Regions from separate parts of the Homo sapiens genome. Here region 1 is linked to region 2. Evidence: chromatin contacts called from ENCODE Hi-C data. All regions are on one chromosome and are shown on one strand. Each heading gives the region's core, a stretch centred on a gene start or an enhancer-like site at or near the end of the contact. The rest is flanking DNA. Distances are from core to core; before and after follow the strand shown. Region 1 holds the start of SNX10 (sorting nexin 10). Region 2 has its middle 27 kb from the start of LINC02860.

Region 1 (3,898 bases), core at 1,210-3,709, 370 kb after region 2:
CTCAGATGGGTCTGGAATCACAAGTTCTAACCACTACACTATATACCTTCCTCTTTGAACAGGGCTTAGAGAACAGAAGAGCTAATTCATACCTACCAGATTACTAAGAAAAAGATGTTTGGAGATAACAATGCTAAATTTGGGGGATTCCCCACAGAGTCAACCATGAGCTTGGCCAAAAGCCCTTCTCCGCCATGCTAGGAAATGAAAATCTGCATAGACTGGCCCCTGTTCTCAACCAGTTGTCTGCCTTTCACCAAGTGGTTGTGAAACCACAGCCCTGTCACTAAAAACGGAAAAAAGAAGTTATTTTCCCCAGTAACTTAACGAGCAAAATGAAGCCTTAAAATGAAAGTAGTGATCCTAGGGCTGAGAAAAGATATCCACTGCTCCAAAGCCCAGCAGAATTGCTGTAGAACACCAACGTTACTCTTTGATTAACATACTTTTATTTTTTTTAATGAACGTGCTTATTTCTATTACTTTAGGTTACCTAACTCAGGGGTCCTTCCCATTAGTAAAATAAGAGGAAGTGTGTACCAGCCTGGAGGGGAGACTCCCTGGTGGGGCACAGTGTCAGCCTGAGCAAGTCCCACTGTCAACACTGATGTCCTCCCCAGTTAAATGGTAATCAAAAGTGAGAATGAAATGGACTGGTAGAAGAAACAGGACGACCAGTTGAGTCCATGCTAATCACTGATATTTCACATCTTCACACAGTTTCTTCTAAATGTATTTTATTTTTGTATTTTTATTAAAAACTGCCCTATCAGTCAATCTCAAGTCTACCCTTCCTTTAAAAAATAGTAATAAAAGGCCGAGCGCAGTGGCTCACCCCTGTAATCCTAGCACTTTGGGAGGCCGAGGCAGGTGGATTGCTTGAGCTCAGGACTTCCAGACCTGCCTGGGGCAACATGGCAAAACCCTGTCTCTACAAAAAAAATACCGAAGTTAGCCAGGGGTGTGGTGGCCCGCACCTGTGGTCTCAGCTACTAGGGAGGCTGAGGTGGGAGGATCACTGAAGCCTGGGAGGTGGAGTTTGCAGTGAGCCAAGATCGCACCACTGCAATCCAGCCTGGGTGACAGAATAATACCTTGTCTCAAAAGAAAAAGAAAAAAGTAAATAATATTAAGAATAATGAAGGTCCAGCTATGTACCTACCTTAGGAATAGGCATCACTGGAAGTGATGGCAGAGGCAAGGCAGGAGTCCCTGACCTCACCTCCATTCTCTCACTGAGGAGCCCCTGCAGAAGCTGGTCAACTATCCAAGCAGTCCCTGCTTCTTCCTGGCGAAGGCCTCAGCCTCCAGCCCAGCCCCCTCCTGGGAGAGGAGGGGGAGCTTATGCAATCCAAACCCAGTTCCCAGGCCCCAGAGGTGGACATAACTCCGGGGTGGAAGTCAGAAGCCTGCCAGGTTGTAGGCCTGGTTCTGCTCCCATCTGGCTGAATGATCCTGGTCCCAACACTCAGCGTCCCTCGGCCTTAGCCTCCCTGTCTGTAAAATGAAAGGTTTGATGGAGATCATGTGCAAGCCTCCTCCCCGTTCTAATTTTCTGATACCATCATTTTTAACGTGTCTTGTAGAGATAGAAGCCCTTCCTTTCAGCAGGACATGTTGCTCCCCATTCCGTGACGATCCCCCTCAATAATCCGTGTAATTTGAGAAAAGTATGATGCATCGGAACTGAAAAACAGGCTGTTGCTTTCCTGGTCACCAAATCTGATAATCAGTCAATTATATGGATTTTCCCCTGGGCCTTCTCCCTCAATCCCACAATCCCACGAATAAACCTGCCTACCCCTCCCAATTCCTCAACTCAAGGCTACCCGTTAATGAATGAATAAAAAAATAAATAAATAAATTTTAAAAACCACCTCCCCACCCCCTTCTACCCGGCCTGGTGTAAGGTGCCACAGCACTTCTTCCGTAATCTAGAATCCACCTCTGCCCCACCCTCTCCCCGGGGTGTCTTTTTAGCCAAGAATCCCTGGATCGACGCGCTCCATCTCCCCGCTCTACCGCGCTGATCATTTCTCCCTGCCCGGCACACCTCGGCTGAAAAGGAGGCGGCTCCTCTGCTCCAAGCCCAAGGGACCCAAACCTCTTTCCAGCCCGCAAGGGTGCGGGCACCTGGGAACAGCGGGAAGGGCCCGCGCCTCTGGAAAGAAGGGCCGCCGTCCCCACCTGGGCGGTGCAGGGGAGGCCCCCTCAGCGGGTCTCTTGTCACTTACGGGCGGCTCCTCCGGGCAGAACAGAGCAGGGCCGGGCCGAGCCGGGCTTGCGGGCCGCGGAGTTTGCTGACTCAAAGGCGCGCGGCGGCAGCGGCGGCGGCGAGCGCCCAGGAGCGCACACGAGCGCAGCCCCGCGCTCCCCGCGCTCCCCGCGCTCCCCGCGCACGTAGCGGCCCCGCGCCCGCGCTCAGCGCCAGCCGTCCGCCTGTGGGCGCCGCGCCTAGTGCTTCCGCCGCCTCCGCGCAGCCCAGCCCAGGTGCGCCCCCACCCTGCAGAGCTAGCCTCCTGCTTCCTGAAATTGAGTTAGGGAGGAAATGCCCCCATTAGTCCGGACGTTGAGGCTGGAGGTGCTCCAGCGGCACCCTTCGGAATTCGCCACCTGAGTCACCTTAAGCTTCCTAACCCTGACCCCACAGTTATGGGGAGGATTGCCGATGGGGAGGAGGACGGATAAATAACGTGATAAACAAGAATGGCAGAATGTTCATAGCATCTAGGTGGTGGGCTATGGTGTTTATATAAAATTATTTCAGTTTTTGTCTATGTTTGAAATGTCTCAATAAAACATTTGGGGGGAAAGCTAATGAGATCTGCCAAGGGACCTGACTGAGGAAAGCATTTCCCAAATGGCACCTGAGGCTGGGTCCCCACACCTGTTTGCATGGGAAACCACAATCATCACTTAAACTGCTAATAAGTGACTGAATGACACAGAATAATAAGCATAGCCTAATATTTCATTTTTCAAGCATGAATTTTCCCATTAGATACAGCTTGTCGCTGATCATCCTCCAGGGACCATTCCAGGCCCACCTGAAAACGCATCTGTTCACCACACCTACATTAACTCCCTAACAAAACGTATAAATATACAATGTTGTGTCTTAACATCTTGGATCTTGAAGTTGTATTGCTGAACCCTCAATCACTGGTATTTAATTTCCTAAAATTGCACCCAAGTCATGACACACAAGTGAATGCAACCATGATCACTTTTGAAAATCAAATTAAGCTGGTGTGGTGGCTCACGCTTGTAATCCCAGCACTCTGGGAGGCCGAGGCGGGTGGATTACAAGGTCAGGAGATGGAGACCATCCTGGCTGACATGGTGAAATGCCGTCTCTACTAAAAATACAAAAACTTAGCTGGGCGTGGTGGCGCGCGCCTGTAATCCCAGCTACTCGGGAGGCTGAGGCAGGAGAATAGCTTGAACCCGGGAGGCAGAGGTTGCAGTGAGCCGAGATCATGCCATTGCACTCCAGCCTGGGCGACAGAGCAAGATTCTGTCTCAAAAAAAAAAGAAAGAAAATCAAATTAAAGTGTATTTTTTATATTCTTGTCCCTATGCTCCGCAAAGAAAAACATTGAGTAGAAAACAAAATGCAGCATGTATCTAAGATCCTAAGAGATTCTGTAAAATTAAAATCTTTCTGAACTTATTGTCAAGAGCATGACTTTACAGCTGTAGACAAAGCAGCAACAAACCCTTGGAGAGTCTACTGAAAGTCATTTGAATATCTGTTAGAATTTTGACCCTATTAAGACTGGTAACTTGGGCCGGGCGCGGTGGCTCACGCCTGTAATCCCAGCACTTTGGGAGGCCGAGGCGGGCGGATCACGAGGTCAGGAGATCGAGACCATCCCGGCTAAAACGGTGAAACCCC
Region 2 (4,045 bases), core at 199-2,698:
TTATAGGACCATGGGAAAAAGAAATCACTTTTCAACCATGTGTAGGTGAAATCCATATATATGGGGTTTCGTTTTTGTTTCATGTTTTGTTTTGTTTCACTTTTTGCTATCATTACACAACCACTTTGAATATAGCCTTGCACAAAGAGTAGGGCATCCATTCAACTGTTTCTTAAATGTGTACAAAGGCTCACTCTTAGTTCTTATGATTTCTACTTTTTATATAATTTCATGTAATTTCTGCACTCTACTACTTGCTACTTATTCATAGACTGGTACTATCCAGGGTCATAATTTAAAATAGAACTGAGTTAGATATTATGAATTCAGATTTGCAGTTCAGCCATTAGAAGAAAATTAACCCTAATATACATGTTGTTTAAGAGCTTGAACTTCATCAGTGAGACTGAGTGAAGCATTGTGAGAATTTTTAAAGTTCTAAATTTCAGATAAATCAGTCATTTGTATTTCATTTGTTGGAGTTATAGACACACACCATATAGAGATCACTTTTGCTTCTCTTGAGTTCAGTAGGTTCATGACTATTGAAAGCAATCCACATGGTAAAGAAAGAGGTGGTGAAGAGTGGAGATCAAAACATGATCAAGCCATGGAAAACACAGCTTCACTCAAAGGTTGAAAGAATACTTTGTGTGTGTGTGTGTGTGTGTACACTGTATATATATATAAAATAAAAACATTTGATGAATATGATCTTATTTATAGTAATATACTTAGTATTCAAAAATACAGAGAAACAATAAGTACTACATTGTTAAAATATTATTATACAAGTTTAATATATACTCAAATGCACAACAGTTTATACTCTGGATTGGGAACAAGAGATTTCTAGACATCTCAGCTTTAGCCAGTTTATTATACGCCTACTGCTTTATAGTTGAGTTCTTCCAGAATATCTGTTAGAACCTCTGATAGCATACTATTTTATGATGAGATAAATACTTTAAAAATCATATGATCACAGTAGCATGGAATGACATTTCATTAATGCTATGTTTGAGGGGCTTTTTCTTGTTTCTGCTAGTAGAATCTGTTCTACCATTACTTATACACAAACATATTATTTATTGCCAGCATGGTACACATTATATGGTGTGGATCCAGTAAATATTTGTTAATTAACTGATTTGGCACCCCACAATATCTCAAGACATGAGATTTAAGAAGAAAAGAGCTTGACTAGTAAACCTGGTAGAGAAAATGCCTTTATACAGTTAGTATATCCCATAATACTATCAACAAGTAGATTGGATTTTATTGTTATAACAGAATTGAGTGAGATTGTGAATAATAAGAAAGTTGAGTTGTGGTACATTGTCCTTAGATGTTTCCTTCCTTTCTTCCCTTGTGTTCAGTGTTGTGACCTCAAATAAGAGGCACAGGTGCCTCCTCGGGCAGCTTGGGGCAAGTGATCTACTTTCACTTTCCAGTGAAACATCTCAAATCACTGCTGCCCTGCATTCCACTTGCGTAATATCAGAGAAGCCTTTCCTGCATCTGATCTTGAAAGCATTCTAGCTGTCGCCTTGGGCAGATCAAAAATTTGTGCAAGTAAGTGGGAAGTTTCACAGTTGCTGCCAAATCTAATCATAATTTAGCTTTTGTCCTTTTTGTTAACTTTTACTCCCTGTTTATTTAAAGTTGTATGATTATGTTAACTTGAGTGCTTTGAGTCCCCAAAATGAAAGGAACTGTAAATGCAGAAAGTCGCCTTAGTCATACCACTGCTCAGTTTAGGTCTTCAGTGTTGAGAGAGGGGCTGGAAGTTGAGCAAGCCAAAACACTTGACTATGTGCAAAGGCGTGAATATAGAAACTGCTCCCAAAGCCCATCTCTTAAGTACCTTTCTTAATGCTGGAACTTTGGAAGGTGTTTCCCTAGGTTTCTCTCCTCTTTTTTTTTTTTTTTTTTCTTTTCAGTTTTCTTTTTTGTTATCCATTACTCGGAGAGGCAATATAGCACAGCCCTTGTCTGTTTTCTGTTTATTGGCCTCAACTTTCTAATATAAAAATATCACTCCTGCTAGAGTAAAAGCAGGTGCCATTTTGTAGCTTGAACTGCAATTTACTTCTTGTTTGAGGAAAGTGTCACACAGGTACTCTCAAAGGAGAAAATTAATGACACTAGTGTATGCTGGTTAAAGACAGCTGCTTTCGTGGAGGAGAAAATTCCAACAAATAAGCAGATTCTCATCTACTACCCTCCCCTCCCAGCTCCCATGGGAGTCTATTTAGAAAACCTTGTGTTCTTTATCACATCAAATGTGATGATAACAGTTTAAGTCAGACTAGTAATAGTAATAGCTAACATTTACTGAGTGTTTACTATTTGTCATGCTGTGCACTTTTCATTCAATTCTTATAACAACCCTATGAAGTAAGTTCTGTTATTCATTACCATTTTCCCGATTAGGAAACAGGCTGAATAATTTGTCCCCAAAGCCTTAGGGTAGTGAGTTACCTAACCAAGCCTCACACCAGCCTCCTTGCCCTGAATTGAACACTGTTCTGCTGCGCAGTACTGTGATGAATTAAAACCAAATGCTTATTTGGATTCTTTGCATATAATAGGCACACAACAAATGCTTGTTGACCACTGATGAGGTCACCATTTCTAGAAAATAATCTGAAGCATGTGAAAAGAATCATCCAATAATTGACAATTGGATAGCTGAATTTGGCTCACTAGTCAGGAAAGCATACCATGGTTATCATATCAGATCCAAAGCAGCTGATCCGCAATGGAGACGAAACTTTTATGCAGGAACACTTGACGTTCCAGTCCAGATGAAAATAGGAAGTCAATCAAAGCAGCAGAGTCCAGAGAGGACACCAAGCCAAACTGACCCTTTTCTAAGGACCTTTTCCCATCCTTCCCACCTCCTCCAATGTGAAGCCCAGTAAAGGGACCAGCCAGGGGAGCCTTGAAGAGGACTGCAAATCCAGCTGCTTCTGTCTCAAATAGTTGTTTTTTAGGAGATGGGTTTTAATTGATTGGTTTAAACACATAAAGGATTGTTAACAAACTGTACCATCAGTAAACTTCATTGTAAAACATGTATAATTTTGTAACTGAGTGATGGCAATGTCTGACCTGACTTTTGCTTGTTGAGATATGAATTTGTTTAAGAAGAATTTTTATTGGAATATCTGATACATAAGTACGTACAAGGTCTTATTCCGTGGACACCCAAGCAGTGCCTTGTACTGGACCTCATAAAGACTTCTGTTGTGTTTTTTGAACAAGTCCTTTTTAAATAATTTTGTACTTCAGTGATTGGAGGCTGAGGGTTGGGGAGAGTGAAAAGATTAAGAGATAAGTAAGGACTAACATTCACTATTATGGCTCTGGAATTTAACCAGAGAGGTGGTAAAATTGAGCCCTCTCATAGTCTAAAATACACCCTATAGTACTGACTGTCTTATAGCCCAAGAGAAAGGGGTGTACCAAAGTTCTATTTTCAAAGGGTATTTGATTCTGTAGAGTTCTTTGAAATGTTTCCATGCCTACTATTCAGAACATCATGCTTCTGAAGGACAAGGAGTGAATGACTGCATTACCCTGATCTCCAGCTGCCCAAGTAGATCTCAGTGGTGTAAAATAACCTGTCCCATCTAGGATACCCTACTAATTCCTAATTCCCAGGTCAAGCGCTTGTGGTCCGTAGAGTCTCTGTTGCTCCCTGCTTTCATCTCCTTGCGCCACTTTCCTCCTCCTCCTCAGGCTATTCCAAGGAGCTGGAGTCATATGAGGCATGAGATGTTACAATTCTTATCGCTCTACATAGTTCACAACGTCAAGTGTGCCCTCTGCTTTCTGGGAACCCAGCAGAAAAACAAGTTGTGTAACTGTGTGTTTATCCTGTTATAAGCATCCTGAATTGAAAAACCTGAAATGTAGCAATCTTGTGAATGTGTGTTATTATCTCTCTGTTGCTTTGCTTCAGTTGGTCAGCATATTTGCTTTATTCTTTATTATCGTCTCAGGGCTTGCTATTTTTCTTCCTATCTAATTAAATGAT

What was found. Hi-C counts contacts between places; a loop is a spot of excess contacts on that map. Pooled maps may share reads with other maps.
Region 1: a loop to region 2 is called in a map of HepG2, with 8 times the contacts of the local background. The contact joins the promoter of SNX10 here to the enhancer-like site in region 2. A Hi-C loop is called at or near these places in 8 of 168 maps with a recorded cell type or tissue (B cell, CD4-positive, alpha-beta T cell, CD8-positive, alpha-beta T cell and 4 more), 17 of 37 single-sample maps with no recorded cell type and 18 of 50 pooled maps.

What each region holds. Positions count from the first base shown.
Region 1 is chr7:26,290,423-26,294,320 of GRCh38, reverse strand. SNX10 (sorting nexin 10) reads right to left here and starts at 2,459. Exons shown (of 7, transcript NM_013322.3): 1 at 2,235-2,459. RefSeq lists an enhancer at 425-474 and silencers at 1,966-2,045, 2,196-2,435.
Region 2 is chr7:26,662,619-26,666,663 of GRCh38, reverse strand. It overlaps a transcript of SKAP2 not described here. Among named protein-coding and RNA genes, the nearest start is that of LINC02860, 27 kb to the right of the region's middle. Within about 2 kb of position 1,448, at least 6 of the 41 ENCODE cell types and tissues checked have a DNase peak (open chromatin) inside an H3K27ac peak, as active enhancers do.